Regions from separate parts of the Homo sapiens genome. Here region 2 is linked to region 1. The links are chromatin loops, found by intact Hi-C in ENCODE. Cell type or tissue: endothelial cell of umbilical vein. All regions are shown on one strand. Each heading gives the region's core, and the rest is flanking DNA. Links, peaks and the distances in the headings are about the cores only.

Region 1 (16,311 bases), core at 3,079-11,078:
CCAGGGTGTTCCTTTAAAAAGGCTAATGACATTATGTCAATCCCCACTTTACAATACGTCAGTGACTCTTCACTTTGGTACATTAAAAATCCAAATCCTTATCATGATCTGCAAGGTGCTTATCCTTTTTTCGCTTCATCTCTCAGCACTGTCTTTCAGTCTACACCCAGCCACACTATCCCTCCCTCAGTTCCCAGAACACACCACACTCCTTCCTACCCAGAGTCCTTTGCTAAGGTTCTTCCTACCCTTTGTAATGCTCTTCGTCTGGCCTAGGTGCCTCCTACCCTTCCTTCAAGTCATAGCTCAACAGCAACGTCCTGAGGATAGCTTTCTTGTTCAAAACAGGTTAAATTCCCTTCATAGCATTTTCCACAACTGTAACTTTACATTTACTTGTGTGATTTGGTTAGCTTCTATCTCCACCTCCCAGCTAGAAGTTCCTTGAGGGACTGACCCTTGACTGTTTTTTGCCCTTTGCTGTATTTCCAATTCCTTAACTCACTGCCTGGCACAGAAAGAGGAATAATAAATTATTTCTTCTTCCTTCCCACCCTCTCACACATACGTTGGATCAGTAAAGAGGGCATTATGATGAGACTTGTGTTGGGGAAAGAAAATATTTCATGAATAAATAACTGAAGAGGTACTTGATTTGGTTCATAAACCATGAGTAGGATAAGGAGACGCAAAGAGAAGGCGAAAGACAGTCCAGGTGGGAGGAACTTCACTTAAGAGAGTGTTCAGTTAAATAGCAGCTACAGGGGAAAAAGAGCAGTACAAAGTAAATTTAAGTAGAGCAGGTGGAAGGGATAATGGAATGCCCCCAAAATAATAAAGCAGCCAACACTCACTGGGCACTTAATATGCACTAAGCACTTTACACATGTTAACTCATTTAATCTTCACTATAACAAAGGTGACAATGTAATTTATGATCCAAACTGGATACATCTGAGAGAGAAAAAAGACACAACAAATAACCATGCAGGAAAAACATATGAAAGCCAGGTCATATATCCTAGCTATACCCTTATTCAGTCAGTACTACTGTTATGTATATCTTATCAATGCAAAAGTAAGCACTGAGAGGCTGAGCAAGTTGACCAAACTCACACAACTATGTGTGAGACCTAGGATATGAACCCAAGCAGCTGACTCCAGAGCCTATATGCTTAACCACAAAGCCATCCTGCCTTAAATGACATGGCCTTAAAAGCCGAGTTATCCAATACAGTAGGTTAAGTGAAAAAGGTGCTGCCAGGCTACTGAGATGAAAAGAGCAGTCTAGGAACATTCATCTTATCTGGCAGTAGGAGATGTTTTCCACCAAGAGTTGTTAGTGTCGGCCAAACAAACTTACTTTCAAATCCATATTCTCTGAGAGCCTAAGTAAGGAACCGAGGTACCTCAAGTACTTTTGCCTGTGCCATTTCTGCATTTATTGTGTATCCAAAAAATGTGTTAGCATCCTCCTTTAGGAACACAAGGCAAGGAGACAGTCCACGTGTGGAAGACCTACATGAACATCTTACTCTGCTAGCCCTGCCTCCAAGAGAAGCAGCTGCAGCCAGCATGCAGCAGAAAACCAAACAGGCACCCTACAGCTGGGCGACTTGCTTCCAAAGGGAAATCAATTTTCCTTTCCTGTTGCCTTTCATATCAACATGCCTGGGAAAGAAGACGTAATGGCTTTTGCTCTGGAAAGGGAAATGTCACTCTAACACTTGTATTCACTGAATAAGAAGTAAGGCATTCTCATAAACAGTAACCTGATGTAGAGAATACTTCAAAATATGCCAGAGAATTGCAGATGAAGCTGCAAGATATCACTGAAATATGAAGTCAGCAGATCTGCAAACTCAGACAGAAATAAAACAGCTTTTTATCTGAAAGTTATGTGGTATTGAGAGTTTTTCCATGTTTTAAAGTTCTTCCACCTGACCCAAACCAACCACATAAGCAAAGAGCTACATATACCCCTGCACGATTCTCTACCTCTGAGGTTAATGAGTAAACTCAATCAATCCTGCTAAGAGTTTATATACTCATTCTCAGAATATACGGCTTATTTAAGGAACCTAAATAACTGCAATGGGATGCCCAGGTCAAATTCAAAGAGCAGCCTTTGTGGTATCAGAGCAGAAGGCAGCAAAAAATAAACCCTTTAATGAGGACTGGGTTTAATGCTGATAGTAGCACTTCCTCATCTCCTTTGAGCTTTGGGGAAACAACTGAGAGAACTAAGATTAAAAGACTCTAATAAATAAGGCTTCTCAATTTCTTCCAAAAAGACATACTAATAACAAAACACAAGACCACTGCAGAGGGTGCAAAAGTACCCAAAACAGCAAAACTCAAGGCTACAATTAACAACCCAATTAAAACCAAGTAAGAAACGATATATAATCTTTATTATTTGAAGCAAAAATTCCCAAAGATGAGGTGCCCCAGGAGGTTTCCAATAAAAATTTAAAATCCTGTCTTTCTTTAAAAAACACACAAACTCGGCTAGGTGTGGTGGCTCATGCCTGTAATCCCAGCATGTTCGGGGGGCCGAGGCAGGAGGATCACCTGAGGTCAAGAATTTGAGACGAGCCTGGCCCACATGGCGAAATCCCATCTCTACTAAAAATACAAAAAATTAGCTGGGCATGGTGGCACGTGCCTGTAATTCCAGCTACTTGGGAGGCTGAGGCAGGAGAATTGCTTGAACCTGAGAGGCAGAGGTTGCAGTGAGCCAAGATGGCGCCACTGCACTCCAGCCTGGGCAACAGAGCAAGACTCCGTCTCAAAAAACAACAACAACAACAACAAAACCCACACAAACTCATTCATACAAATAACTGCTTTCATATACTTTTAAATGTGAAGCTTTTCCAATTATATACAGTTAGCTTGTACACTGCCAACAGTTGTGTCTCTTCTACTCAGCAGGTTAAGGGAAATACACTGCTCACTCTAAACAGGGCTTCTCAACTGAACTACAATTAACATTTGGGGACAGATAATTTTTTGTTGTGGGGGGCTATCCTGTGCATTGTAGGATATTTCGCAGCATTCCTGGCCTCAACCCATACAGATTCTAACAACGCAACCCACTGCTCCAGTGAGAACTACAAAAATATCTCCAGATACTGCCACATATCCCCTGGGGAGCAAATATGCCCACAGTTGAGAACTACTGCTTTAAACAAATTATTTGCCTATTGCAGAGATTTCAAAGGGTTAAGCATCTGTGTTGCTTCATGCAAAATTATGCTTCACTAATATGCAATCCATAAAACACCATTACGAAAACTATAGTCTGCCATGTTCTTTGTTCTCTGAAATAAACTAGACAAATTCAAAGTATTGCTTGAAACAGTAATTCCACAGATGTTTGAGGGTGAATTAGGAGAACATAATCAAATATCCTGAAAATTCTGTTGTTTACTGGCAAGTCCTGAAGCTTGCTAGGAACAGAATTACTCATAGGTGACCTGCTCTGGTCATGGGGTCAAGTGGAAGCTTCCGCTGTCACACAACTAAAGAGAAAACCTGGTGTCCACAAATGCCAAGGGCAAGGGAAGCCAAATGCCGATGAAACCAAATCCCTGATCTTGAAAGGGGAAAAGAATCCCTAAACTCACTTTCCCAAAGCATGGCTGTAAACAGAAAACCAAGTGGAAAAGATAAATGCAAAACACAAGCAGATGGGTAAATAAAGTGTAGTATACATACACACAATAAAATATCCAGCAATAAGAAATGAGGTACAGATATATGTTACAACATGGGTGAACCTTGAAAACATTATGCTAAATGAAAAGAGCCAGTCACAAAAGATTAGATACTATATGATTCCACTTGTAATAAATGTACAGAAAAGACAGATCCATAGGGACAGAGAGCAGATTACTTGTTGCCTAGGGTTGCAAGGGTAAATACAGAGTAACTGCTATGGTTATGGGGCTGCTTCTGGGAATGATGAAAATGCCCTAAAATTGATTGTGGTGATAGTTGCCAGTATCTGTGAATATTCTAAAATGCACTAAACTCTGTGTGTGTGTGTGTGTGTGTGTGTGTGTGTGTGTGTGTTGTGTTTTTAAGACAGGGTCTCACTCTGTCTTCTGTGAATATTCTAAAATGCACTCAACTCTGTGTGTGTGTGTGTGTGTGTGTGTGTGTGTGTGTGTGTGTGTGTGTGTGTGTTGTGTTTTTAAGACAGGGTCTCACTCTGTCACCCAGGCTGGAGTGCAGTGGCATGCGTGATCACGGCTCACTGCAGCCTTGACCTACCGGGCTCAAGCAATACCCCCCCCAACTCGGCCTCTCCAGTAGCTGGGATTATAGGTGTATGCCACCACACCCGGCTAATTTTTTTGTATTCTGCAAAGATGGGGTTTCACTGTGTTGCCCAGGCTGGTTTCAAATTCCTGGGCTCAAGCAATCTGCTTGCCTTGCCCTCCAGCAATCCGCCCGCCTTGGCCTCCAAAATGCTGGGATTACAGGCATAAGCCACCATGCCCAGCCAATTGTACACTTTAAATAGGTAAATTATATGACATGTGAATTATATCTCAACAAAGCTGTTTTAAAAACAAACACACAGCAGCAGCAGCAACTGAATTACAAACTAACAAGAAAAAGCTCAGGCTTCACTACAGCCAAACAAAGGTGCATCTGGCTACGAAATTCACAAGGATGAGCTTTACCTCTGCAACTGAGAAAAACCACCTTTTAAAGCTGTAAAAACACAGTCAATTAAACTAGTAGAGTTTTATTTCACGTAATGCTGAGAATGAAAGAGAGCCTTCTTTGGACCACGGTAATCTTTAATATACAGGAATTCTTGGTCAGGCTTACTATCTCTGTATAGCATGTTCAAAAGTAGATTAAGTTGGACAGGGTTTCTTTCAGTTTGCAAAGCTCTAAGATTCAAAGTAATTTGCAACCATGGCACATAAGCTCTCAGCGTGTGATGAAAGGAAATGACAGGGTGAATTTTATATTTAACTTAATACAATTACACTTCACACCTATAGAAAAAAATCAAAAGCATTCAAAATGCACTTCTAATCCACAGGTACAAATTATATCAAAGGAAAAATGGAACCACAAAACTCATCGGAGCAGCTCTTTTAAACACTTAGAATCTCTAAGTCTAAGATAAAAGGCAAACTGGCTCTGACTAAAAACACAAGTCTCAGTCAAAATTCAATTTGCTGTTTTCTATGTCTGAGCCATTCTAACTGGGTGTGATTCTAGGTTGACCAAATGTATTAACCCTGCTCTCTCTGTTAACCTGATGTCATTCAAAAAGAAAAGCAGAAGAGCCACTAGAACAACTCAATTAAGATGCCAGCAACTAGTAACTAACCAGGGAGGGCAGGAGAAGTCCCAGGACCTAGAACATAACACTTAAATGTAGTTATAACACTGATCATCAAATAAACATCAATCTCCAGAGGAGATTCTGTCAGTTCCCCCATTATTTCAGCAAATGTTTACTGAGTTCATACTAGGTGGCCTAGGAGCTATGTCCAGAACACACACAATCTCTAACCTCAGAGAGATTACAATCTAGTGGGGGAGAGAGCAGACAATAAACAAACAAGTAGATTACTACAGACACAGTCTGTAAGTTGGCCATAAGATGTGCTATAGAAAAAAAATAAAGCTGGGCAATGGCCATGGAGAGGTCATCAATTTAAGGTAATCACTGGCAAGGGATCACTGGACCTAAACGAAGCAAGGTGCAAGTTACATGGTTAAAGTGGGGGAAAGCATTCTGGGCAGAGAGAAAAGCAAGCACAAAGTTCTGACTCAGGCAGAAGCATGCCTGGCATGTCCAGGCAACAGCAAAGGGACATGGTGGCTGAAGCAGTGAGCGCAAGAAGAATTGGAGATGGAGAGATAGCTCAGTACTTACTCAAATAAGGGAAAAGCCATGGTGGAGTTTTGCATAGAGAAGTAACAATCCGAGGTACATTTTAACAGACTCCCTCTGGCTCCTTAGGAAACAACTCAGGCAAGGTCGTAGCAGTGAAGGTGTTAAGCAGTGGTCAGATTCTAGCCCTCAGAAGTGGCTAACAGAGCGCACGTGGTGTGAGAAAAAAGGAGGCCAAGGAAGACAATAAGGTTTAAATCCAAGCAACTACAGTCATTTACTGACATGCAAAGAGAACAAAAACTGGGAATTCTGTTGGAATGTATTAAGATGTATGTGTTGAGTGGTCAGAAAGCTCTGGGCTAGACCTAAATCTAGGAGTCCTCAGTGCACAAGTACTAATAACCATGGGGCTGGATGGTATCAAAACAAACTACTAGGGATGAAATATTCAAGATGGCAAAGAATGCTTTGCAATGAATATTATGGACAGGCCAAAAACGTTCTGTAAACTGCCAATGAAGTTGAAATGGTAGAATGATGGAAAGACTACATGACGATGCTCTGAAAAGAATACACTTTTTTATTCACAGAGAAGCCGTCTACATAGGAAACGGGTGCCTATGGACAACTTCTGTATTAATGATGTTACCAAATACTGCATTTAATAAAATCCAAACCGCTGAAGTCCTTCCTGGCTGATTTCCACGCTAGAAGACACATAGGATGGAAACACCTCCCCCTGCTGTTTCACAGGGAAATACACCAGCTGTCCAAATGACTTTTGCCAGGTCCTTCTGGGCTAACGAATTAAGGAAGGAAAAACTATTTGAAAGATTCTTGCCTTGTAAATTAATTCTAAAAAGAGTTGTCAGATTTAAAAATTAGCTTTGTTAACATTTCTGAGGGCCTAAATTAAAATTTTTAATGTCCATGTGAAAAGAGAAAAAGAAAACATGTAGTGACTAATTATATGAATTTAAAACAAAGTTCAACTCTAGAAAAAATGAAATTTAATGGGTTCGCTAGTGATATTTAGCTGGTACCACAATTTGAATCCGAAATAATTCAAATAGAGCAACATTTATATGTCTCAGGAAGGCACACTGTTTTAAAGTAAGTGATATGAAAAGGTAAAACTGGATCCAAAATCTGTGAGCATTATCATGAGAAATATATGATTACATCTGTAAGAGAAAGGGGAAAGCTGCTAGATTTAGAAAAAACATCTCAGCCGGGCGTGGTGGCTCATCCCTAAAATTCTATCTAGCACTTTGGGAGGCTGAGGCAGGAGGATCATCACTACAGGCCAGGAGTTTGAGACCAGCGTGGGCAACATAGCAAGCTCCCATATCTCCACAAAAAATAAATAATAATTTTTAAAAAGAAAAAAAGAATAATCTCACTCCGGAAATATATTTTTTGTTTGTTTTTTTGAGTCAGCGTCTCCCTCTGTCACCCAGGCTGCGATGCCAAGGCATGATCATGGCTCACTGCAGCCTCCATGTCCTAGGCTCAAGCAATCCTCCCACCTTTACCTCCAGAGTAGCTGGGACTACAGGTACGTATCACCACACCTGGCTAAGTTTCCTTAATTTCTGTAGAGAAGGGATCTTGCTAGGTTTCCCAGGCTAGTCTCAAACTCCTGAGCTCAAGCAGTCCTCACACCATGGCCTCCCAAAATCCTGGGCTACAGGTGTGAGCCACCATGCTCAGCCTGGAAATCTAATTTAAAGAGATCAAATTATCAAATTCTGGCTAATGACAGGGAAGATGTTTCCAGCAACGAGAGAAAATGCAGTATTATTCCATCACTTTCTATCTACTCCTGTGCAAACACATTTCTTCACTGCAAGTGGAAAAAGGAAACTATGAAAAAGCAAAGAATGGCGCATACCTTCAAAAATGTCACTTAAAATTACTACTGCAGGTGTCAACAATAACCTTTATGGTTATTCAGCCTCAGATATACTTGGCTTCTGGACTCAATCAATATGTCAATCTTATTGTAACTTCACACTTTACAGTGTCTCCATGCAGCAACAGCAACAACAAAAAAAAACTCAAGAATATGCCAGCATCCTTGTATCAGATGTTTACTACCAAACAAACAAACAAAATCTTTAATACTATTTGCTCAGGGTAAAATACCAATTCTATCTGCAAAACAAACAAACAAAGCTCTTTAAATATTTAATCAGCAGTAATTAGAATCGGAGGACAGAATGACTAGAATCAGATGGAGGGAAGAAAAGGTTTTCATTTCTACCCTCCTGATAAGGAAAACAGCCATACATTCAAGAATAAAATAACTTTTATCATTTAGAGGAGCCTAATTCATTTATTTATTTATTTATTTTGAGACAGAGTTTCACTCTCGTCACCCAGGCAGTTCAATGGCACGATCTCAGCTCACTGCAACCTCCACCTCCCAGGTTAAAGCAATTCTCCTGCCTCAGCCTATCAAGTAGCTGGGATTACAGGTGCCCGCCACCACACCCGGCTAATTTTTGTATTTTTAGTACAGACAGGGTTTCACCACGTTGGCCAGGCTGGTCTCGAACTCCTGACCTCAGGTGATCCACCTGCCTCGGCCTCCCAAAGTGCTGGGATTACAGGCGTGAGCCACTGTGCCCAGCCAGGAGCTTAATTTATTACAACAAGCTCTCAAGGATGATATAATGACCCCATATCACAGACAATACACTCCAGTCCTGTTTACCATGTAACATATTCTCTAATAAAAATTCATACCCCCTGACAATGCCTACCTGGGAATAAAAAAGAGAATGTCTTCAAGTCTATGTCATGGGTTTTCAACATAAATATGATTCCCCTCTAAAGCAAGCATCTGTCAAGATCTTGGAAAGAAGGTCATTACTGAGAAAAGCATTTATTTGTGAAATAAACAAAGGGCTCCAAAACAGAAGTGCCAAAATAAGAAAAAGTCAAGTATCATGTTTCTGTAAAAAATGGAGTGAAAAAGCTTAAGGCTATAATATTTTTTGGCTGGCGCAGTGGCTCATGCCTGTAATCGCAGCACTTTGGGAGCCAAGGCAGGTAGATCACTCGAGCCCAGGAGTTTGAGATCATGGCCAAATCCCATCTCTACAAAAACTACACAAATTAGCTGGGCACCTGGTGGCAAAGGCTTATAATCCCAGCTACTCTAGAGGCTGAGGTGGGTGGCTCACTTGAGCCTGGGAGGTTGAGGCAACAGTGAGCCATAATTGCACCACTGCACTCCAGCCTGGGCAACAGAATAAGACCTATCTCAAAAATAAATATTTTCATATTAAAAATATTCAAATTATTAAAATTGTAATATTTATTCTTTGGTATTATTTAGCTCCCATTTATAACAAAACATACCCAAATTAAATCTATAGCAAATGTAAAATGCAAGCTTTCATTAAATAATATGTGCAAAGTTGCAGCTTTTTCCATAGATCAATGGCCTAAGAGAGGCCTCATCTTGACATTTATAAATTATTAACACAGGCCTGTTAAATATCACAAGGCTAAAAGAGAGCCTTTGATTTATGGACCTGGACATTATCATCAGAAGGAAAGTAATACATACTTCTTTTTCAGGATTAAAAAAACAAAAAAACAGCTACGTCTTCAGAGGTTTACCAAATAAGTTTTCTTAAATATGAAAATAACTGAATAGGATCACACATACAAACAATAACTGTGATAACACCAAGCAGGACTGAAGGAGGCAGAGACTCCATTTCTTCCGCAAGCCAGCGGATCTCCCAACAACACTTGTACTGGTCTTGTGTTGGCAAGGCTTAATCAATACCACACAGCTATTTCTTTCTAAGCTTCCATCTCATATAGTGTAAAATAAAGACAGTAGAGCAACTGCTAGATTAAATAAGGTCTGTATTCCAACTGTTTAAAGTCAAGTGCCCCAATGTTGACTTGACAAACTTCCTCAATTTTGTTGTCAAGGAAAAATACGCATTTCATACTCCATTTTACATACTCATACTTCATTTTACAAGCAAAGTAATCATTTCATACTCCACAACCACAAAAATATCAGAAGCTCAGTTTGGTGCCCAACGTAAGCATATACTGAAGAACTCTAGTCTCTAGTGACCCTTCAGCTCACCTGGAAAAAAGGCAATATACACTACCAGAGAACATAAATCCCAAAAGCAACTGACAAATGCAACCTGGGAGGCTGAAATGTAAATGGAGCACACAGTTAAAACAGCATTCTCCAGAGAAATCCCCTTTCTCACTTCAGCAAACAGAGGTCTTCTCAAAAGCTTTCAGTGGAAAAACTGCCACTTCTGATTAAAGTTAATTTGATCAAATCCATGGGGCCCTGGGGGAATGCACAGATCCCTCTTTTCTCTCCTCCCTGCTTTACCTTGCACATTCTAAAGTGACTAACAATATGACTAACTGCCTAGAGACGTGCCATTTTCAGCAACTGGTAAATTACAGTGTTTTTTTAAATCAGCTGGTTATGATATGTGCTGCTTTCTTCCCTATATATAGGCCTGTCACTTTCGATATAGTTTTAAATAAACAAATGACATGATATGATACAGATAAAAAGCATTTTTAGAATATCAGAGAGTATCAGAATTGTGCAGAAAAGGCCCAGAATGGTGGCTCATGCCTGTAATCCCAAACACTTTGGGAGGCCAAAGTTGGCAGATTGCTTAAGCCCAGGAGTTCAAGACCAACCTGGGCAACGTCGCAAAACCCCATCTCTACAAAAAAAAAAAAAAAAAAAAATACAAAAATTAGACAGGCGTGGTGGCAAGCACCTGTGGTTCCAGCTACTCGGGAGGATTAGCCAGGTGTGTTGGTGGGCACCTGTAATCCCAGCTACTTGGGAAGCTGAGGAAGGAGAATCACTTGAACTTGGGAGGCAGAGGTTGCAGCGAACTGAGATCACACCACTGCACTCCAGCCTGGGCGACAAGAGCGAAACTCCGACTCAAAATACATACATATATACATACATACATACATACATACATACATACATACATACATACATACAGGTTGAGTATCCCTTATTTGAAATGCTTGGGACCAGAGCAGTTTCAAATTTTAGGTATTTTCAGATTTTGGAATACTTGTATTATACTTACTGGTTGAGCATCTCAAATCAGAAAATCTGAAATGGTCCAATGAGCATTTCTTTTGAGCATCATCTTAGCACCCAAAAAGTTTTGAATTTTGAAGCATTTCAGATATCGTATTTTTGGATTTGAGATCCTCAACTTGGACTCTTAAGGTTTACACTATATATTACCATATAAAGGGTCTATGAAGTCTATATGTAAGAAAACTGTTCAACAAGTTAGTAATCAACAAAATTAAATACCCACAGTAAATTTCCCAGTGTAATTCATCTCCACATTACAAAACTTATAAATGATCAATGCCAAGTCTCTTCCTTAGAATAGAATGTGAGTCACAGATTAGAATAACACAAATCTTACAATTTAACTGCACTTAACTATCTTAGGAGTTCTCAGTGGGAATCTGACATCTGTCACATCAATATGTGCCTTATCTACTGATGGGGTTTCAGAAAAGTAATCCAAAAAAGCCCAACTGACCTTTCTTTTCACCTTAGAGACTCAGCTCACATGAAGAACCATGTAAAGAATGATTCTGTCACAAAACATTCTTAAATGGCAAGCTGAAGGACTAAAGTAAGTCACATATTTTTTTACACTAAAAAAAAAAGAAGAACCTGACAGCAATGAGAGAGGTGTCACCTCCCAAGTGTGACATTAAATCAAAATGTTCATAAACTAAACTACCAAGAAGGAATACCAGAAACTCAAGGAAAAAGAGACTCTTAATGCCTAAAACCACCTTAGGGTCCCAAGGCAAAAGTATCTCTGCCCTCAATGAGCCCTCATCACAACCCAGGCTCCAAACTAGGGACAAAGGCAGAATCCCTCTGTGGTCCCCAGGGAGTTCCAACCACCCACAGGGATGAGTACCAAATAGGGCAGTTATTGCTGGTCACTAACTTGAACTGGAGGAAAACGTCTGAGGCAGTTCTGTGAATCTTTTTCTCCATTCAAAGCGCCCTCATTTGTCCTAGACCTCAGTTCCTGCTCTCTGCAAATGCCACCTACATTTGTCTCAGTTTTTAATATCTTCATTCAAAAACTTACAAAGAAAAATCATGTCAGGCCCAATTTCCTCCTTCAAGAAACCACTCCTCCAGTCCTCCCTAAACAGCCTCCCCCTTGACTCTCCAATACAAGCCTTCTCTACAGATCCCCTGTGCTTGAGCTCACCCTTTCACCTTTGCTCATGCGTCCTTGCCACTAGCCCAAGAGGGGTTTTTGATAAATGCACACCATTCACATCCACTTCAAGTGTCAGAAAAGTAATTTGGCTGGGCATGGTGGCTCCCATCTGTAATCCCAGCACTATGGGAGGCCAAGGCAGGTGGATCCCCTGAGATCAGGAGTTCGAGACCAGCCTGGCCAACATGGTAAAACCCTGTCTCTATTAAAAATACAAAATTAGCCAGGCGTGGTGGCACGTGCCTGTAATCCCAGCTACTTGGGAGGCTGAGGCAGAACTGCTTAAACCCGGGAGGCAGAGGTTGCAGTGAGCCGAGATCACGCCACTGCACTCCAGCCTGGGCGACAGAGTGAGTCTCCGTCTCAAAAAAAAAAAAAAAGAAAGAAAGAAAAGAAAAAAAAAAAAAAAGAAATTGTTGATGCTTCCAACCCATGCCATGCCATTCCTTAATTCCTTTTGTAATCACACGGTCAGTATTTCACAGGTTAGCGTTCTAACATAAGAATAACGTAAAAACCTTATTATTCACTAATTCATATGTTTCATGTACCATCTCCCCTCACCCTTCTCTGTAGGGCTCCACTGACAGAACATACCCTTGTCCTTGCTAGTTTTGTAAACATGAGCTAGTCAATTTCTCTGTCTAGACTTCAGTTTCTTCACTGACAAAATGAAGATAATAATATGACGTATCTCATGGAGTTGTGAGGAATAAGCAAAATAATCCATGCAAACTTACCAATCCACACAATGCTAGCAGATACAAGATGCTCAATAAACCTCAACACTGCTGATGACAAACCATGTTATTCACATCTTTAGAATTCCACAGCACAGAGGCAAGCAATAAACATTTTGCAGAAAACAGTATCTAAAACACATCAATCTGGTCCCAGAAAAACTATTTGTTTGTATTGCTTAACAGGAAGAGTTGTTTGTTCTACTCAAGAAGCCTGCCTTGACTCCTCATATCCCTCCAAAGGGCCTGCAGCCCTCCGGAAGCCTGGTTTCCCAAGCCAACCCTTCTCAGGCTGCAGAAGCATGGTCTCCTGGTTGCTGTTCAGATCCACGAGAACAGGAACTGTGCCACATTTACCTCTGAAAGTAATGAAATATTTGGTCATGAATAAAATCAATTTATTAGATTTCATTTTTCATTATTCACTAACAAGCTTTCCTCTTTTATAATCAAAGGGCACAGATTCTTAAGTAAAAACAATATGGTTTTCATTAACGTTTTTCTTAAATACTTAAAAAAAACAGGCGACTTTTGGGTCTTTTGTTTTAAAAATTAAATTATGGGGCCAGACACAGTAGCTCACGCCTATAATCCTAGCATTTTGGGAGGCCAAGGCGGGCAATCCCGAGGTCAGGAGATCAAAACCATCCTGGCTAACATGGTGAAACCCCATCTCTACTAAAAATACAAAAAAAAAAAAAATTAGCCAGGCATGGTGGCACGCGCCTGTAGTCCCTACTCGGGAAGCTGAGGCAGGAGAATCAGGAACCGAATCGATTGAACCTGGGAGGCGGAGGTTGCAGGGAGGCGGAGGTTGCAGGGAGGCGGAGGTTGCAGTGAGCCGAGATCGTACCACTGCACTCTAGCCTGGGCGACAGAGCGAGACTCCATCTCCAAAAAAATAAAAATAAAAATACAAAAAGTAAATTATAACTCTCCAACTCACATGCTAATAGTCTTTACATTCCCCTTTCCATTCCAACTTTCTCTAAAGAAAAAATGTAGAAATAATCATGTGTCCACAAAACCACAAAATGTCTAGACATAAGAGAATGCTCTCAGATATTATTCCTCTTACAGCCATATGACCCACTTAAGAACTTTAATCTAGGGCCATGCTGTCCAGTATAGTAGTCACTATCTACATGGCTATTTAAATAAATTTCAATTAAATAAAATTTTTAAAATGTACTTTCTAGGTCACACTAGCCACATTTCAGGTGCTTACTAGCTACATGTGGCTAGCAGCTACCACACTGGACAGCACAGACACAGAACATTTCCATTGCCACTGAAAGTTCTATTCCACAGTGCTGATCTAAAGCTAAATGTATGGTAAGTACAAATATTAAGATTCTCATTTCCTCAATAAGCCACTCTCTTTTAATCAACTCTAATAGCCTCAAGTACAAGAATATGCATAAACATGAACCCAGGGGACTTTATCTTTGACTCTCACAAAGGCAACAGATTACAATTCTTCTTAGGAAAGACAGTGAGACAGTCCCATAGCAATCTAAGGCTTTATTCTTCCATTTCTTCAGCAATTTACACAACGTGACCCGAGGAAAAAAGAGCAAGAAACCATTTTTTTCCACTACCTTTATCTATCATAGTCACATCTGCCAAGTTTTAGAATCACAGGTTCCATTATCTTACACCGTCAGCACTCTTCCTTTATAAATTCCCCTCTCCACACTGATCTTCTCTGACTCACTCAACATATTATACCATCACTCTGAAATCAGGGCCTAGAGTCTCTGGCAGACAGGCTATATGTAATGACAGCCTGGGTACAATCTTAAGTCTACCCTCCCTCAGAGGATTTCCCAACCCTATGCAATTGTCATGTGGGTAGGCAGAAGGCTGCACATTTTTCTTCATAATAAAAACAAAGCTTCAATTTCTGTAAAATCAATAAATTACCTCCGTATTTATAATACAGGATGATGGCAGAGTTCTGTTTTCTACAAAACTAGAGCTTTTAGGAGCACATGTTTTCAATCACTTATTTTTCAAGAATGATTGAAATATCTCCAAGCGCTCCCTGAGAACTTCACTGGTGTGATCTGCCACTCAAGTTAATTATCACAGGCTGCTTATACACAGGAAGAGAGGAAGCGGGAAAGAACTCATGACCTTGCACAGGGATGTTTTATAAAATTCTCTAAAATTTAAACTACACACGTTTTTCCATAATGCAACACTATGGTACTGCCTTCAAAATAATCATCATGGAATAGCTGTTTTCTTAGTGATGTATGGGGAAGGTGGTAGCGGGTAGGGGTGCAAGAGATTCTGTACACATAAGAAAGGCAGTCACGTGACACCAATGTCCTTTTCCTATACACCTGGTGGAAAATGGAGAAAGCCAGAAAAACCTGTTCAGTGATTATCATTCTGATTTTTTGGTTATTACTTCACTAAAAGAAAAAAAAATACATCTGAGTATATGCATAAGTTGCATTTCTCTGGAGTACTTCCTTCTGCCCTCTGAGTCCAGGTACCAATGATCTCTGAGGGGAAAGGTCAGCCATCTGCCATGAGAAGAGGCCAAAATGTGGGCAACTATTCCTTTCTAACCAAAGCACTTCTGAATCTGAGAAAGCAAGCAAACGTAGTGTGGTGTATAAAGCAAATTCTCGCCCGGAATTCTAGCTTGAATGGAGAGGATTCCATAGAAAATGTTTCCAGAAGGACTCTGACAACAGAAAGAAGCAATTCAAGAACAAGGACGTAATGCCATATGGATGGGGGAAAGAAAGGAAAAGAAGGAAGACAGAGGAGGAGTCTGAGAAAATCTTAGTTCTTAAGCATGAGAATCAGAACTGTGGGCTTCAGGGTAAAAAGGAAAGAGAGACTGAAAAGTAACATCTATGTTTAAATGGGTCCTTTAGAGAAAAGAAAGCACTCAGCTAGGATTAAAGGAAAAGAATTGTACCTCCTCAACTCCGTTTCAGAGTATAATAAACCTTACCAATTTAGAAGCTACACACCCTTTCACAGTTCACATTCAGCTCAGACTGGGAGTCGGAAATTGAAAAACACTATAGCCCGGGAGAAAGAGACAGGTAAACATACAAAGGACTGAGACAACTGCTTACCACTAATATGGGTCAATCTCGCAGGAATACTTGCAAAAATAAAAATTACCAAGTGCCCTCTACGAATGCTAAATACAGGTCAAAATTTCCAATGGCTCAACCACCTGAGTGGAGAGCCGGAGAATGGGAGTCAGAAAGCATGTAAAACCATCGAGGTCCCGGGAAACAAATTTCCTAGGCTTTTAAAACCATTCGTCTTTTCTAACTTACAGAAAACGCAAACTGAAACCATTCAGAAATAAAACAAACGGGGCAGGGGGCAGGAGAGAAACGGCCAACAATAAGCTACT
Region 2 (16,311 bases), core at 5,495-13,494, 72 kb before region 1:
ATGCCCTGGGAACAAATGGAAATGCAGTGCGGCCCACCGGTCATGTTCCCTCAAAGGCCAAGTTAGTGCCTCTGGTATTCTCATTCTGGTACCTATGCTGCTGGAAATAGTATACAAACTATGCCTTTAAGCTTTCCAAATTGGAACCTGAAATTTTAAAAATCTTAATTAGTCCACACTTACGAAATACGAAGGCTTCCAGGCACACTGTCTGTTTGCTGTTCTGGAAAATCTAGTCCTTGAATTGCATTTCCTTCACTTACCTGTGAGGTTCCTTGACTTCTTCCCACTCTTGCAGCCTTCTCAGCCACGCTGATTCACAGCTGCTGCTTCCCTCTGAGGGACCACACGCCTGCTCTCACCCAGAATCCTCTAGCAGTTTCTTTTTCTAGAAACAGCTGAAGAACTGCTGAGTAGAAAGAGTCTGCAAACTATCCCGACTGCACTGTATTATTCCATCAGTGTGTGGAGCAACTGAAAAGTTACTTGGCTATATCAGATGTTAAGAACTGAGCACAAGCTTCCCAAATGTGTGTTCACTATAAAGAGGAAAGCCAGCAGACCTCTTCCAACTGAGACTCTGAAGAGAAGGCTGCAAGAGATTTCTGTGGCGCTGACATCAGATCTACTACATCATGTCCCAGCCTCCACGGGGCAACAAGAAAGTAAAGATCAAACCACCTGAGCTGCCAGATAAGGAACGCCTTTCTCTATAAATAACTTACTGATGTGAAGAGGCTTTTCTGGGATAAAACAAGTAGAAAAGTTATATATTGTACAAAAAGAATGGTCAAGAGAAAGATGGTGTAAAAGCAAGAAAAATCTTGACCCTCCCAGAAGCCACTGGCTGTTTTTGACCACCCATTGACAGTGAATTGCAAATGGCCATCAGCACTCTTTTTGCTTTAAAAAAAAAAAAAAGAAAAGAAAAGCCAATTTATGCCATTAGATGAAAATCCAAGTATCATCACCTATTTTCAATGCAAAATGCAAACTGTCTATATAGCCACCTAATGAACCCTGCCCTAACATGTTCCCACAATCCAAATCCAGTTAGTGACTGGAAATTATCCACAGGACGACAACTCCAGGAAGCAGTTGCCTCCTGGCTAAACCAAGAAGACTTAGGAGTACTAGTTTCTACACCTAGAATCCACTTTTCTCTCCTTTTCAAACCTGTCTAAGCCAACTCCAAATTCACTCCAAATTCTCCTCCTTAGCATTATCAACTGACAGGTTCCATCACGCATGCTTCCTTCGCAGTTCACACTTACTATGCCAAATGCACTGCTTTCTTGTGAAACACATCTAACGTATGTCCTGCCCTTCCCACAGAAATCTGCACATGCTGAGGGAAAGAACTCAGATCCTGTCTTAAAGATGCTGCTACCATTCATTTAATCCCTTCCTCTAAAGGTGCCTACTATAAAATGATACGTAAGGTGAGGGTTTAATAAACTTTGGCTTAACACACTGAAAGGAAACAAAGATTTTTATAGAAGGAAAAAACACTGTAATGCTAATGTGAAGTAGTACCTTCACAGTAAAGACATTTTACAGTACTTCCCTCCTCAATGAAAAGGAACAAAGAAATACAACTGAAAACATCAACAATTTAACTAAATCACAGGCCATTTCATGTTTAGCAACTTGTCTTTAAAACCCTCCCTACTACACTTCCACCCTAAATGCATTTACATGCAAGACATAACAGGCTCCTGCCCTTCCAAACCAGCAAAAGGTACTTTTTTTTTCTTTTTTAAAGACACCGTCTCTGTCTGTCACCCAGGCTGGATGGAGTGCGATGCTGTAATCTTGGCTCACTGCAGTCTCGACCTCCCCAGGCTCAAGCAATCCTCCTACCTCTTCCTCCCAAGTATCTGGGACTACAGGTGCATACCACCATGCCCGGCTAATTTTTGTACTTTTTTGTAGAGATCGGGTTTCACCACGTTGCCCAGGCTTATCTTAAACTCCTGGGCTCTAGTGATCCACCCGCTTCGGCCTCCCAAAGTGCTGGGATTACAGGCATGAGCCACTGCATCCAGCCTAAAAAAAAATCTTTTAAAAGCCATCTTTGGCTGGTGCAGTGGTTCACGCCAGTAATTCCAGCACTTTGGGAGGCCTAAGTGAGAAGAATGCTTGTGGCCAGGAATTCAAGACTAGCCTGGGAAACATAGTGAGATCCCATCTCAAAAGAAAAAAGTCATCTTTGCGCAGAGTTCTACTTTTACACCCTATCCTAGGAGAATCAAACTTAATCATATTTGCGTGGAGATAATCCATGTTTGTTTAAGAAAATGAACAGAAATTCAATTCATAAATTTAGTTCTAAATCATTAAAATACAAATACATGTAAAACGTGTTGAAACTGTTCTTACCTACAATCGCCATGTAATCTCTTCTATCATTCTACTCTGTTTTGGTATTCTTCACATGTTTTTCCATCTGAGATATGCAATAGTTCTCCTAATCCCAAGAAATGGCTACAACCTTGGGGTCATTACTACTCAGGAACTGGGCTGTTTGTGGATCTCATTCTGTGCTGAATGGTGCGACTGGTTTCAGACATGTCCAACTGTGGCAGAGAGTGCTTGTTCCCCATTCAACGTCCATTCTCCCCATTTTCCATAATAACAGAGCACCTACGTTACTGGAGCACAGTAAACCAAAGTTGTTAGGCACGGCTACTGGAAAAGCTCTGGAATGGGCCTAAAATAGCTTTTGCTGTGTGCCCCTCTGATAAGGGTCAGCTGTGTCCCCACCCAAATCTCATCTTGAATTGTAGCTCCCATAATTCCCATGTGTTGTGGGAAAGAGCCAGTGGGAGGTGACTGAATCATGGGGGTGGGTCTTTCGTGTGCTGTTCTTGTGATAGTGAATACGTCTCATGAGATCTGATTGTTTTATAAAGGGGAGTTCCCCTGCACACGTTCTCTTGCCTGCCACCATGTAAAACATGACTTTGCTCCTTATTTGCCTCCTTATTTGCCATGATTGTGAGGCCTCCCCAGCCATGTGCAACTGTGAGCCAATTAAACCTCTTTCCTTTATAAATGACCCAGTCTCAGGTATGGCTTTATTAGCAGCATGAGAACAGACTAATACACCCTCCTTCAGCTGCCTGGCTGGGATGGAGGACCAGTGTCCCCCAATCCACTGCAGAGCAGTGATTTTTACAATGTTAAACGGCTAGAAAAGTTTCTAAACAGATACTTTCAGCTTCTCTATTCATCTCCTGGTGGACTGGTAGCAAACAGTCCTATTGGTGAGCCACCATTTGAATAGCACTGGTCTAGAGCATGGACTTTAGGGGCTGTGGCTCCAGCCACCATCTGGGACCATGGCGAGACCTTGAGAAGAAAACCATGCACCGGGGCAGACAGGAGGAGACTAGATACCTGAGGTTTAGGTCACTCTACCAACCCGGGGCAGCACACCCTGAAAACACCTCATTTTATATGAGAACATAGATGTTTATCTTAAACAACTACGATTTGGGGTTATATAATAAACAGCCAATCCGAACAACAACTGACGCTCCCATTTTGCAGACCACTACAAAAATGTCACAGCACTACATTATCGCTTTTTATTCTCACATGAGAATAACCCTATGAAGCATGTAGCATGGGTATTATTTTGGTTTGACAGCTATGGAAACTAATGTCCTAAAAGGTTAAATAGCTTGTCTAAAGTAACACAGCCAGCAAGTATAGACCCGCAAACAAAAGCCAGCTAGGTACCCTTTCCAAAACAACTCACCTCTCCATGAAGTGAAATCATCTCATCACGACTGTACATAAAATACGCTGTAAATGATCAGAGGTGTGTACTTACAACAAACTACATAAAATGTGTATGCCACTGGGTAGAAAGATACAACAAAAATGTCACAGTCAACTAGTTAATATAAAATCAGATTTAATGGCTACAGTGAGAATGTACTGCATTTTACAGTGGTAACAAAGCATCTGTGAAAGTAGACAGAGGCGCAGAAACCACAGACAATTTTTATAATAATTTAGCCAGCAATATAGCAAGTGAACTATGAGCAAATACTACAATATAGTCTCAACATTTGAGCCTCTACATATAACATATAGTCTCAACTAATACTAGATGTAAATACAATATATTAATAAATAATAATGTTTAAGACAGTTTGAATAATAATGTCATGGTTAATAGTAACATATTATCCTTTAGCATAAATAAGACTTCTGAGAATCACTGGCAATCAGATGCGCTCTGAACCATTCTTTTGATGGTAAAGAAGGTTGGCAGAGAGCCATCCCCACTCACTTCCAGGAGGCCCTGATGAGCAAAAGCATATTATTAAAAAGCTGCGGGGGCCAGGCACAGTGGCTCACACCTGTTAATCCCAGTGCCTTGGGAGGCCAAGGCAGGAGGATCATTTGAGGCCAGGAGCCTGATACCAGCCTGGGCAACATAGTGAGACTTCATCTCTACAAAACATTACAAAATTAGCCAGGTGTGGTGGCATGTGCTTGTGTGGTCCCAGCTACTCAAAAGGCTGAGGCAGGAGGATCGCTTGAGCCCAGGAGCTTAAGGCTGCAGTGCTCTATGATCACACCACTCATTCCAGCCTAGGTGACAGAGCAAGACCGTGTCCAAAAAAAAAAAAAAAAAGCTGCTGGTTTGGATCTACCATGTTATCTGTGACTGTGGACTAACTTTTCTTTGGGTAAAATTTCTTTGCCTATGTGGGTATCAACCATTTTATTTCATCTGAAAAAAAAAATGCTAAAGCATTTGTCCATATCCATACTTAACTGTTAAATATTAAACAGAAAAGTTATATTTATCATTAAATACCAATAAAAACTTTTCTGTTGTCCTGAATATTTTGTTACAACATTAAAAAAAGTACACACACACAAGAAAAATTCAGACAAACTTTAATGTATTTTATTATTAATGTTTTATTTTTATGTATTATTTTAATGTATTTATTTTTATGTATTTATGTATTTTATGTATTTATTTTAATGTATTATTTTAATTGTATTTTATTATGTACATATTTTCCTGTCATATTTTCCCTTCAGAAACAAACTGCCAAAGAAAAAAGATGAAAAAGCATGTTTAAGCAATATTTAATTGCTCCTAGCATTTAAACATGTTATAAAAATCCTTAAAGATCATTAGTAAAAATGAGTTCTTACAATACCTATCCACTAGTACACTATACAAAAAACAATTAATGGAAGGAGGAGTGGTTAGAGGGATGTATTGGTAGAGATATAGATATATTTTAAAAAAGGATGCATCAACTCAAATAATATAGGAAAGAAGAAATGCAATTCCCACTAACTCTGCAAATGACCCTCAAACCTTACACAGGCACAAGGCTACAATGAAGAAAGCAAGTAAGTTTTGGAGTGACTCCTTCAGGGCACTAATCCCCAAAAGTTTATACCAGCTCAGGCTTCAGCAAACTACAGGCCCACAGGCCATGTCCAGACACCACCTGGACTCTACTGATCCACTAGAAATAAAGTGATTCAGTAAAATAAAGTTTCACTGAAACACGGCTACACAGTCATGCTCATTTGTTTACAAATTGTCTATGGCTAAGTTGAGTAGTTGCCATACAGAAAATAAAACTGAAAAAACTATCTGGCCCCTAATAGGAAAAGCTTGCTGTCCCTGAGTACAAAAATAACCAATAGTAAGAATGTTCAGAATCAGCTGGCTGAGCAGCAGCAAAAAACAGGATAGCTCTCCTCTAGAAACTGGTAGGAGCAAGCTTTCTGCCTCATAAACACTTTGCTGTGTATACACATGTAGTCTTAATTCATGAGACATAAGATTTGTCTTTTAAAAAGCTGACCCAAATACAAACCATCTCCAATCAGTTTCTCAGACACAAGTCAGAATATGACATTAAAATCCAGTGAATTGCACTGATATTTTCTCTTACAGACAAACCTAGTCTGTAGGAAAATAAATTACTCTTTCTCTCTCTCTTTTAATTTAACTAAGGGTCTTGCTCTGTTACCCAGGCTGGGGTATAGTAGTACAATCATAAGCTCACTATAACCTGGACCTCCTATGCTCAAGCAATTCTCTTGTCTGTGGCCTCCCAAGTAGTTGGGACTATAGCCACAAGCTACCATGTCTGGCTTTTTTTTTTTTTTTTCTGGTAGAGACAAGGTCTTGCTAAGTTGCCAGGGCTGGTCTCAAACTCCTGGCCTCAAGTGATCCTCCCATCTCCAACTCCCCAAAGTGCTGGGATTATAGGTGTGAGCTAACACACCTGGCCAGAAAACAATTTTCTCTAATGAATTAACTGAAAAGATTTACCACACAGCGTGTCTATCTTTGGAAACAGCGCTGCCACAAGGTACCTGGTGGTGTTCAAGTACAAATCCCCCTGACCTGCAAGAAATTTCACCTTTAATAATCTTTAAGAAAGGTCAAAAGCATTAACATGACAGATGCCCAGGGCACGAGCCAATAAAAGGAAAAGTTAACTGGGTTATCTCTCTCATATGTAGTTAAAACAGCAAATGCTTAATCATTTAATTTGTACTGATGCTGATTTTTTTTTTTTTTTGAGACAGGGACTTCCTTTGTCACCCAGGCCAGAGCGCAGTGGCGTGATCGTGGCTCACTGCAGCCTCAGCATCCCAGGTTCAACTGATCCCTCTGGCCTCAGCCTCCTAAGCAGCTGGGACTAGAGGTGTGTGCCACCATGCCCAGCTAATTTTTATATTATTTATAGTGACGGGGTTTTGCCATGTTGCCCAGGCTGGTCTCGAACTCCTGAACTCAAGCAATCCACCCGCTGCCTCAGCCTCCCAAAGTGCCAGGATTACAGGTGTGAGCCACTGTGCCCAGCCCCTGATGCTAATTTTTAAATGGACATTTGAATTCTCAAAGAAATTTGTGTTGCCTCTTGTCAAACCAGGTCACTGAAATGATAACCCACACAATAAGCCAATGAGAAGGAAAAAATATATGGGATTGGAAAACAGAATGAAAATCAACATTAAAATTCCATAATTAAAACACGCAGATAGAAAAGAATTTATCTGACAACGTGCTAAGAACCCCCTGTCCTGTGTTTGCTGTCATGGGGAGGGAAGAATGTCTGCAGCACAGGCTTTCCCAGTCTGATTCACAGCCCTGTTATATATGAATGTGCACACTCGAAACAAGATCTGATCTGGACAATAGTCAAGTCTCTAAAAGCAAGGGAGTTCAATTAATTTTTTAAATAAACATTTCACTGGATTTTTTTTTTTTAATGATCAATCCTGTTGACAGTTTTCCCGTCCATCTTCCAGAAGAACTCACTACTCAACCAACTGCCTGGTATTCAGCTGTGACTGTGAGGATGGATAACTATATTTCCTTAAGAAATAGCAGGAAGGTATCTCATCCAAGCAGAAAATAAGACCAACAGTTGTCCAGGTCTCAGTGGTTCTGCATTTCTTCCTAAAAGAGAAATATGTCTCTAAACATCTCTTTCCCGCCTCATGGGGTTGGGGGAAGCAATATGCTCAGAAAAATTTTAACTACTCCAGGCAGCTGAATAAAACAAGCTGAAAACCCTAGATGTGTTCTCCACATTACTGTGACAGAATGCAAGTGTGTATTCGAAAGATTTCCTCGCTGGAATTATAAAGCGTACAGCAAGCCAGCCTGCTGTACTGCCACCTCGCTCTTGCTCCCAGACTCCCTCCCATGGACTAAGCAGGAACGAACATACGAGCTGTGAATCTGGTAGGGGAAACAGGAAACATCCAACCAGGAACACACTGGAGAGAAGAGAAAACAGTTAACCACCTATGAGAAGATGGCGCTGATTCCAGCAGGTGACAGGTGGGACGTGAAGGGCATTCCCGGCCCTCCAGCAGAAGCAACGTCACGGAGCTGGGTGCTGGGTGGGTTGCACCGTTCTGAGGCAGCACGGTTCTCTCCAATGACTCTCACACAGGAACCAGACCTGACTCTGTTTCTTCCAGGACGGTCCTCCCTCACTCCACAGCCTCTCATGGCAGCTGGACACCCACCAGGGCTGGATTCCACACACAGAAACCACATCCAATGCTCTGTTACTAGAAGTCGACCATCTGGATTTCAAAGACCTCTGTCTCTTTCTGTCCTTTGTTAATCAGTCTCCCTTCCCACTCAACCCTCTCCCCTCCATGCCAGAGAAAAGGATTTTTAAATCTGATGAGTTTTTCAGGGAAGCAGAAATGTGAGATTACACTGTTCTTTAGCCTCACCTCATGGTTTTGCTACAGAGATCAACGTCTTCTAACACAGCTTTGCCCATACTCTTCCTGAGGCTGAACCAAAAAATCTTTCATGAACAGTACTGTCTCCACCAGCAGAATGTAAATATACCACAGCACTGACTTCAAAACACTGAAGTAGAGAGTCTTAACTCTCCTTAGACAGAAGGCAGAAGGCTGCAAACATCCCCCAGCAGACTGCAATTGTGCTGTTCCAACTGACAAGCCCAGTAAGCACTGCCCATGACAGGACCTCCTGCAGAACTTCTCCCAGCCTGGCGGACAGCGGGGCAGGGGTCACCCTCAGAGGCTCGCCTTCTCTTTGCTCCCTAGCCATCACACTACACTGGGATGAGACACAACAAGCACCCAAATGACACAGTGACCATTTCTTTTGGTCACTGAGGTTCACGAGATGGGCTGTTTTTCTTTTTCAATCGAGGAGCTGAAATCCTACCAGCCACCTAACAATTAACAACCCCAACCCTGTCCACGGTTAAAATCAACGAAAAAAGCAAGGCCAACTTCTTGTATAACTTCCTTCATACGGGAAAAACATCAAGTTCAACGTGTGTTAATCAAGTGTCAGGTCAATGTACCACGCAAATATATTTGATGTTTTTTGCTAAGGCCAATACTAAACTGTTAAACACAGAGAATATGAGGAAAAACAAGGTTAAAAAAAGTGTATAGATGTCCAACCCTCTTTTAATAATTCCAAAAAAACACAAAGCTACTTAGGCAAAAATAAATCACAAATCTATTCAGGAGCACTGTAAAACGGAAGAGAATTATCTAAAGGGATTCACCGGCTACTGACTAATTTTAATATGAAATGCCTCACAAATCTCCCTGTGCCACCAACAAATCACCAGCTGAGGCAAATCCCAGATAATGAAACATTGTAAGAAGGGCTCTTTTTAATAGTTTAGCCCATCAAGGAGTGAGTATTGATTCTTATTTTCAGCAGAAGGAGACAGTCTTATCTCCAGCCTTACAGCTCAGTGACAACATCAGAGAATTTAATCACAGAGCCTTTTCTGCCATGCAATCCTTAAACTGTCACCTAGGATTCTGTGCCATTCCTCATCCATTTGTAGAGAAACTCCTGGTCTCACAGATGTGTCTGCCTACTTAAACCACAGTAACCATATTATATGGTTGGCTGTGTCCCACCCAAATCTGACTTTGAACTGTAATAATGCCCACGTGCCAAGGACGGGGGCTGGGTGGAGATAAATGGATCACGGCGGCGGTTTCCCTCACACTGTTCTCATGGTAGAGAATACGTCTCACAACATCTGATGGTTTCATAAATGGGAGTTTCCCTGCACAAACTCTCTTGTCTGCCACCATTTAAGATGTGCCTTTGCTTCTCCTTTGCCTTCCACCATGATTGTGAGGCCTACCCAGCCACATGGAACTGTGAGAGTCCATTAAACCTCTTTCCTTTATAAAAATCACCCAGTCTCCGTATGTCTTAATTAGTGGCCTGAGAACAGACTAATACACCATAGCAGCACTTCAAGTCCTACAGATTAAACACATCTATCTATCAATTACCATTTGCCAGCTGTTTTTCTTTAAGAATTTTTTAACAATTCATCAGATATCTTTGTGCATTTCCAACTTGTTTGTTAAGAAATCTGCTCAGTATCTTAAGAGCAGATTGAAAATCATAATAATAGCTGTGCCAATTCTCTGGACATCTGTGGATATTTGTAATATATCCAAGACAATGCCAGTAACAAAAGAAAAAGCCAGGGGGAAGTGATAGCGAAATCAGTCATTATTTCCTTATCCTGACATAGGAAGATCAGAAAGTCCCCCACCTTCCAGAGAAAATTAACCAAATACTAAAGTTAGCAGTAATATTAATTCAAAAGTGTCCCTGCATCTTTAAATACTAAAAAAGTACTCAAAACACAGAAAAAATTACACTGAAAACAAGCCAATACTTTTTTTTTTTTTTTTTTTTTTGAGACAGAATCTTGCTGTGTCACCCAGGCTGGAGTGCAGTGGTGCAATCTCGGCTCACTGCAAGCTCCGCCTCCAGGGTTCACACCATTCTCCTGCCTCAGCCTCCCGAGTAGCTGGGACTACAGGTGCCCGCCACCATGCCCGGCTAATTTTTTGTATTTTTAGTAGAGACGGGGTTTCACCGTGTTAGCCAAGATGGTCTCTATCTCCTGACCTTGTGATCCGCCTGCCTCGGTCTCCCAAACTTTTTTTTTTTTTTTTTTTTGAGACAGAGTCTTGCTATGTCAGCCAGGTTGGAGTGCAGTGGTGTGATCTTGGCTTGCTGCAACCTCCACCTTCTGGGTTCAAGCAGTTCTCCTGCCTCAGCCTCCCAAGTTGCTGGGATTACTAGCGTGCGCCACCATGCCCGGCTGTTTTGTATTTTTAGTAGAGATGGGGTTTCACCATGTGGGCCAGGCTGGTTTCCAACTCCTGACCTCCAGTGACCCACCCTCCTCAGCCTCCCAAAGTGCTGGGATTACAGGGATGAGCCACCATGCCTGGCCAAGCCAATACTTTTTAATTCAAGTACAAATCAAACTACATCACTGAGAGGAATGTTCCCCAATCCAGTTACACTACCCTACTATCCATTATCACTGTTGCTGTGAATAATTAGTACCCCCTTCCAGGGAGTGGGGGGTACAGACCACGTGACAGTGGGTGTCACTGTGGTGACAAGACTGTTTGAGAGTGGGAGGTGGGAGCAATCATTTATGCTGGTAATTTGCCTTAAGATGTTATTCCCAAACATCCTTCCATGATCCTTTGGATTGAGATACCTTAATCCCAACTGCCTTCATGTCCAAGGTCACCACACACACACACACACACACACACACACACACACACACACACACATCTTCCTTCCATGATCCTTTGGATTGAGATACCTTAATCCCAACTGCCATCATGTCCAAGGTCAACACACACACACACACACACACACACACACACACACACACAAACACACACACAGACACACATCTTCTATTAGAGAGAACCGAAGGCATTTGACAGCTGCCTTTTTAGGTCCTTCTGCCTTTCCATCCAAACTATCCATCGTTAACAAGGCCCTATGGCAGTGCAGCAGCGCTCTCCATTCTAATCAGGCATCGAAGAGAAACTTCACTGTCTGTAGGCTGCAACCAAGGGCAGCAGCCTCACAACAAAAGTGCACCCTTTGTGTGGCAATCATTTACCTGTTGTAAAAGCACAGTACCCTTCTCTCTAATAAAAATTCGAAAGGCCAAAAATCAGCATTACATAATGGCCAAACATAAAGAAATGAAAAGCAGTCTGGGTGCGGTGGCTCATGCCTGTAATCCCAACACTTTGGGAGGCCGAAGTGGGTGGATTACAAGGTCAAGCGATCGAGACCATCCTGGCCAACATGGTGAAACCCCGTCTCTACTAAAAATACAAAAAAATCAGCCAGGCGTGGTGGCGGGCGCCTGTAGTCCCAGCTACTCGGGAGGCTGAGGCAGGAGAATCACTTGAACCTGGGAGGTGAACGCTGCAGTGAGCTGAGACTGCGCCACTGCACTCCAGCCTGGTGACAAGAGTTAGACTCCATCTCAAAAAAAAAAAAAGGAAAAGAAAACATAATAAAACAGCCTCACGCTATGTTCACTGGAAAATTTATATGCATGTATATGTTTTATAAGTTATAGAAGCCCATAAGAATTCCAATAGTTCAGGGGAAAAAAAAAGAAAAAAAAAAAACTAAACTTGAGCTATATACCGATGTCTACCCACTAAAATTACTAAAACTATAGCCAGGAATACTTGTTTGGTTTCGTGCCCCTCTCCTTTACAAGGGAGGTAGAAAGCAAGGTGGAGAGACACCCAACAGTCACTTCCGTTTTAAAAAACAAAAACAAAACCAAAAAACTTACACACAGCAGATTTTTCTGGCTAGTATTGGCCAATCTTTCTCTTGACAGTATTAAGTGCTATCCTTTGTGTTAACAGTCCCATGCATTTAATTTATTGGTTTAAAAGAAATATTTCTTCATCTGATTAAAAAAAAAATCAATCTGACTTTTCTGTCTTGTAATTAAAACAAACTATCAATACAATGGATAGGGGGCAATTTCTCTGAACCAGGAGCTGTTCCAGACACTGGGGACAAAAAGGTGAATGAAACACAGCCCCTTCTCTTAATCTAGCTAAGAGGACAGACACGTACAGAGGCATGATGTGAGAATGATGCTGGCTGACAGTGCCTCTCAGGCAGAAGCGAGAGATGACTGGAAGTGGGAGGTGGAGAGGAGAGGCTCACTTTTATTTTTCATTTCAATGTATACCTTAATATTTTTAACATCCATTTTTGGAATTACATGTTTTACAACTTCATTAATAGAGTTCAGAGGCACAAGATTTTGGCTCTAAGTTTACATATAACTAAGTAGTACTACCATAATTATCACAAGCTGGTAAATAAACAAGATGGCCTCAATGTGCCAAGGGCACATTTATGCCAAACAAAGGCAAAGTCACTTCATGGCAAGCTGTATTTACACTGATGGTTTCTGAGTGGCAATAACTGAAAGAAAAGCAACAGGAAAACCGAGTCATTACAAGGAATCCAGCCGTCTACACAAACCAGGCACCATCCCAGCATCCAAGAACATGGGCCATAAGGAAGCAGTAACAGTTACATCACAAGCGGCTACTTATTTCACAACATCATCGCCCAGTCTATTAAATTAATGTTGGTAGTCAGAACTTTATTGGTTTTGTAGTTTGGTTTGAAATTAATTTATAAACTGCCTTTTATAGCTGCATTAGGGATATAAGCACACAAATTATACCTAATTTGTGTATTGGGGAAGGGAGGAAATTAAGTAATATAGAAGAACACAAAAACTATTTTTGAAGTAAACATACTCAAGTTTCAAAAACATGAAAGACCCTGGAACTGCATCAGAAGTTCCACATCCTCAACGTAAGCAACATAAGGAGGAGACCCTGTCTTTACAAAAAATTTTAAAATTAGCAGGGCATGGTGGCCCGTGCCTGTAGTCCCAGCTACTCAGGAGGTTGAGACAGAGAGGCCGAGGCTGTAGTGAGCCCTGAACATGCCACTGTACTCTAGGTGGGTGACAAAGCGAGACCCTGTCTCAAAAAAAAAAAAAGAAAAGAAAAAAGAAGAAGTTCCACATGCTGCAAAGGACAAGATCAGATCTACTTTTACACTAGTTACTGGAGTTGGGGACAAGCCTTCATTTGCTAATGCTGGCCATCCATCAGAATCTCCTGAGAAGTGCTTCAAAGGAGTATGGATTCCTGGGTTTGACTCTGGAACAAATGAATCAGTATTCTCATCTTACATGTGAAGACAGTGGGACTCTGAAAGATTAAGTCACCTGATCGTACAACTAGTCAATGGGTAACCAACATGATTCAAACCGATACTATGATTTTAACAGTAAAAACGTGAGGTTTTTTAACTACCTCCATGATCTGGGGGAAGGGTATACTGCAGTTCCCTGAACTACTCTTTCAACTTCTCTGTAAGTCTGAAATTATTTTCAAATAGAAAGTTAAAAACAAAAACTAAAAAGAATAGACAGCAGGCTGAGACGTGTTAAGAGGTAGAGGTGGGATAGGAAATGGAAAAGGATGAGGCAGAGGCCTCTGAAAGGAGGGCAGAGGCAGAGCTCCATCTCCACACAGAGGAGGTCGGCTGGTTTTCAGTTTTGTTTTGTTGTGGGGGAAGAGGAGGTACCAGTCAATAGCAAGCTGAGGAGTTTAAAAAAAGAAGGAAGGAAGGAAGGAAGGAAGGGAGGGAGGGAGGGAGGGAGGGAGGAAGGAAGGAAGGAAGGAAGGAAGGAAGGAAGGAAGGAAGGAAGGAAGGAAGTCCACATATCTGTAAGGTGGGCAATAAAGGAACGATCTTTCTGTATTTCTCTACATTACAAATTCAAACTAGCATTTACGAACTTGCCAAAAAAAAACCTGTTTATGTTTATAGAGAAATGCATTCTGAAGTCCAAACAACTGACCACACAACAATTTCTAAACCCTTCCACTACTACATAAAACATCTGCTTCTGTGCTAAACTTTTGTAAGGCACAGTTTCTGCTTCAAGAAAATCTGTGATGCTTGGAATTGAGGTTTATCTTACTGAAGAAAAATCTGAAGAAAAGTGTTTGCCACCCATACAGCTGATAATTTTTTGTAATCCTAATGGATCAGTGGGAAATTGTACCACGAAATCTCTTGTCAGTCAATATAACAATGTCTCTAACTAATTTCAGTAAAGTGAAATCTACAGTTATTCCCTTGAAAAACAGGACAAATCAACTCTTTCCCAACTTTTTTCTTTTTTTTCCCGCAAGACGGAGTCTCGCTCTGTCGCCCAGGTTGGGGTGCGATGGCATGATCTCACTGCAACCTCCACCTCCCTGATTCAAGCAATTCTCCTGCTTCAGCCTCCCAAGTAGCTGGGACTACAGGCACATGCCACCATGCCCTGCTAATTTTTTGTATTTTTAGTAGAGATGAGGTTTCATCGTGTTATCCAGTATGGTCTCAATCTCCTGACCTTGTGATCCACCTGCCTCAGCCTCCCAAAGTGCTGGGATTACAGATGTGAGCCACTGAGCCTGGCCTTCCCAACTTACTTTAAGAGGTAACTAAAGGACGGGTGCGGTGGCTCACCCCTGTAATCCCAGGGTGATTGGATTGGGAGGCTGAGGCGGGTGGATCACCTGAGGTCAGGACTTCGAGACCACCCTGGCCAATGTGGTAAAACCCCATCTCTACAAAAAATACAAAAATTAGCCAGGTGTGGTGGCACGTGACTGTAATCTCAGCTACTTGGGAAGCTGAGGCAGGAGAATCACCTGAATCCGGGAGGCAGGTGATCATGCCAAAATCATGCCATTGCACTCCATCCTGGGCAACAGAGCAAGACCCCATCTCCAAAAAAAAAAAAAAAAAAAAAAAAAACCCCTAAAAAAAGTGATAATAGATTATCTCCATTACTGGCAGCAGAAAACAAATTTAAGTGTTAAATACCAAACTTTTTTTTTTTTTTTTTGAGACAGCGTCTCACTCTGTCACCCAGGCTGGAATACAGTGGCATGATTATAGCACACTGCAGCCTCAGCCTCCTGGGCTCAAACAATCCTCCCACCTCAGCCCTAAAAGTAGCAGATAACTTTTGAATTTTTTGTAGAAACAAGGTCTTTCTTTGTTGCCCAGGCTGGTCTCAAACCCCTAGGTTCAAGCAATCCTCCAGTCTTGGCCGCCCAAAGTGTTGAGATTACAGGCATGGGTTACCACACCCAGCCAATACCAAAGTTTTACATTACATAGGTGAAGCTAGTATCCAACTATTTTCCACCAATTACCATGTAATATGGTTGAAATTACACGACCTTTCAAACTTCCAGATACAGGTGACAAAGAACATTTTTAATATAATTTCTATTTTCAAGATTTAAAAATTCTATCTACTTTTAATGTCTACCTAGCTGTCACCTCAAAAAATTCAAGACAGATTCTAAATTTTAAAAATTTTCCAATTTATGTTCCAGGAAATTTAAGTGAAAGGGAGGAAAGCTATAACTAAAATTTACTAATGGCTAGTAGTACTAATATACATACTTTAAAAAAAAATTACCAAGGAATAAATATTTAGGATGCTCCAGAGAAAAATTATATCTGTAAGCAGTTTCAATCTCCTCATTTTATGAATGTTTTGGTTACTTCAGCTATTAAGTTTTAATCAAGCTAAAAAATAGGCCTTTTTCCTTCCATCTTAAGAATGTCAATGGGATGAGGAGGGAAAAGCCAAAAGGTGGGAGGAATAGAGTAACAAACTTTTAATCAGCTAGCATGATTTAAAGGACACACACTTCTGTCCTTTAACACAGCATGTTTCTTGAAAATAGGTTACTAGTTCCTAAAAAAGAACACAAAAGCTATTTACAGGCTGAAAATCTAAGATTTTCTATTCTCAAATTTTCATTTAGAGAATACATTTTGGGACAAGAGGGAAAAACTAC

Evidence for each region. Peaks named below come from ENCODE experiments on the same cell type or tissue, not always from the same donor. Only the 100,000 strongest peaks of a DNase experiment are listed, where the experiment ranks them.
Region 2: it touches region 1 in a loop (3-fold over the local background); 7 of 110 quality-filtered maps call a loop at or near these places.

Annotation. Positions count from the first base shown.
Region 1 is chr1:8,664,884-8,681,194 of GRCh38, forward strand. The region is part of intron 1 of RERE (arginine-glutamic acid dipeptide repeats); the gene reads right to left. Among named protein-coding and RNA genes, the nearest start is that of RERE, 140 kb to the right of the region's middle. In endothelial cell of umbilical vein, for the core only: a CTCF peak has its summit at 6,622 (motif pointing left); DNase peaks (open chromatin) are centred at 3,488 and 6,588; H3K27ac peaks cover 435 bases.
Region 2 is chr1:8,590,522-8,606,832 of GRCh38, forward strand. All of the region lies in intron 4 of RERE (arginine-glutamic acid dipeptide repeats), which reads right to left. Among named protein-coding and RNA genes, the nearest start is that of SNORD128, 100 kb to the left of the region's middle. RefSeq lists enhancers at 7,911-8,410, 13,459-13,558, 13,869-14,008. In endothelial cell of umbilical vein, for the core only: a CTCF peak has its summit at 7,698; DNase peaks (open chromatin) are centred at 7,720, 10,010 and 12,860; H3K27ac peaks cover 3,149 bases.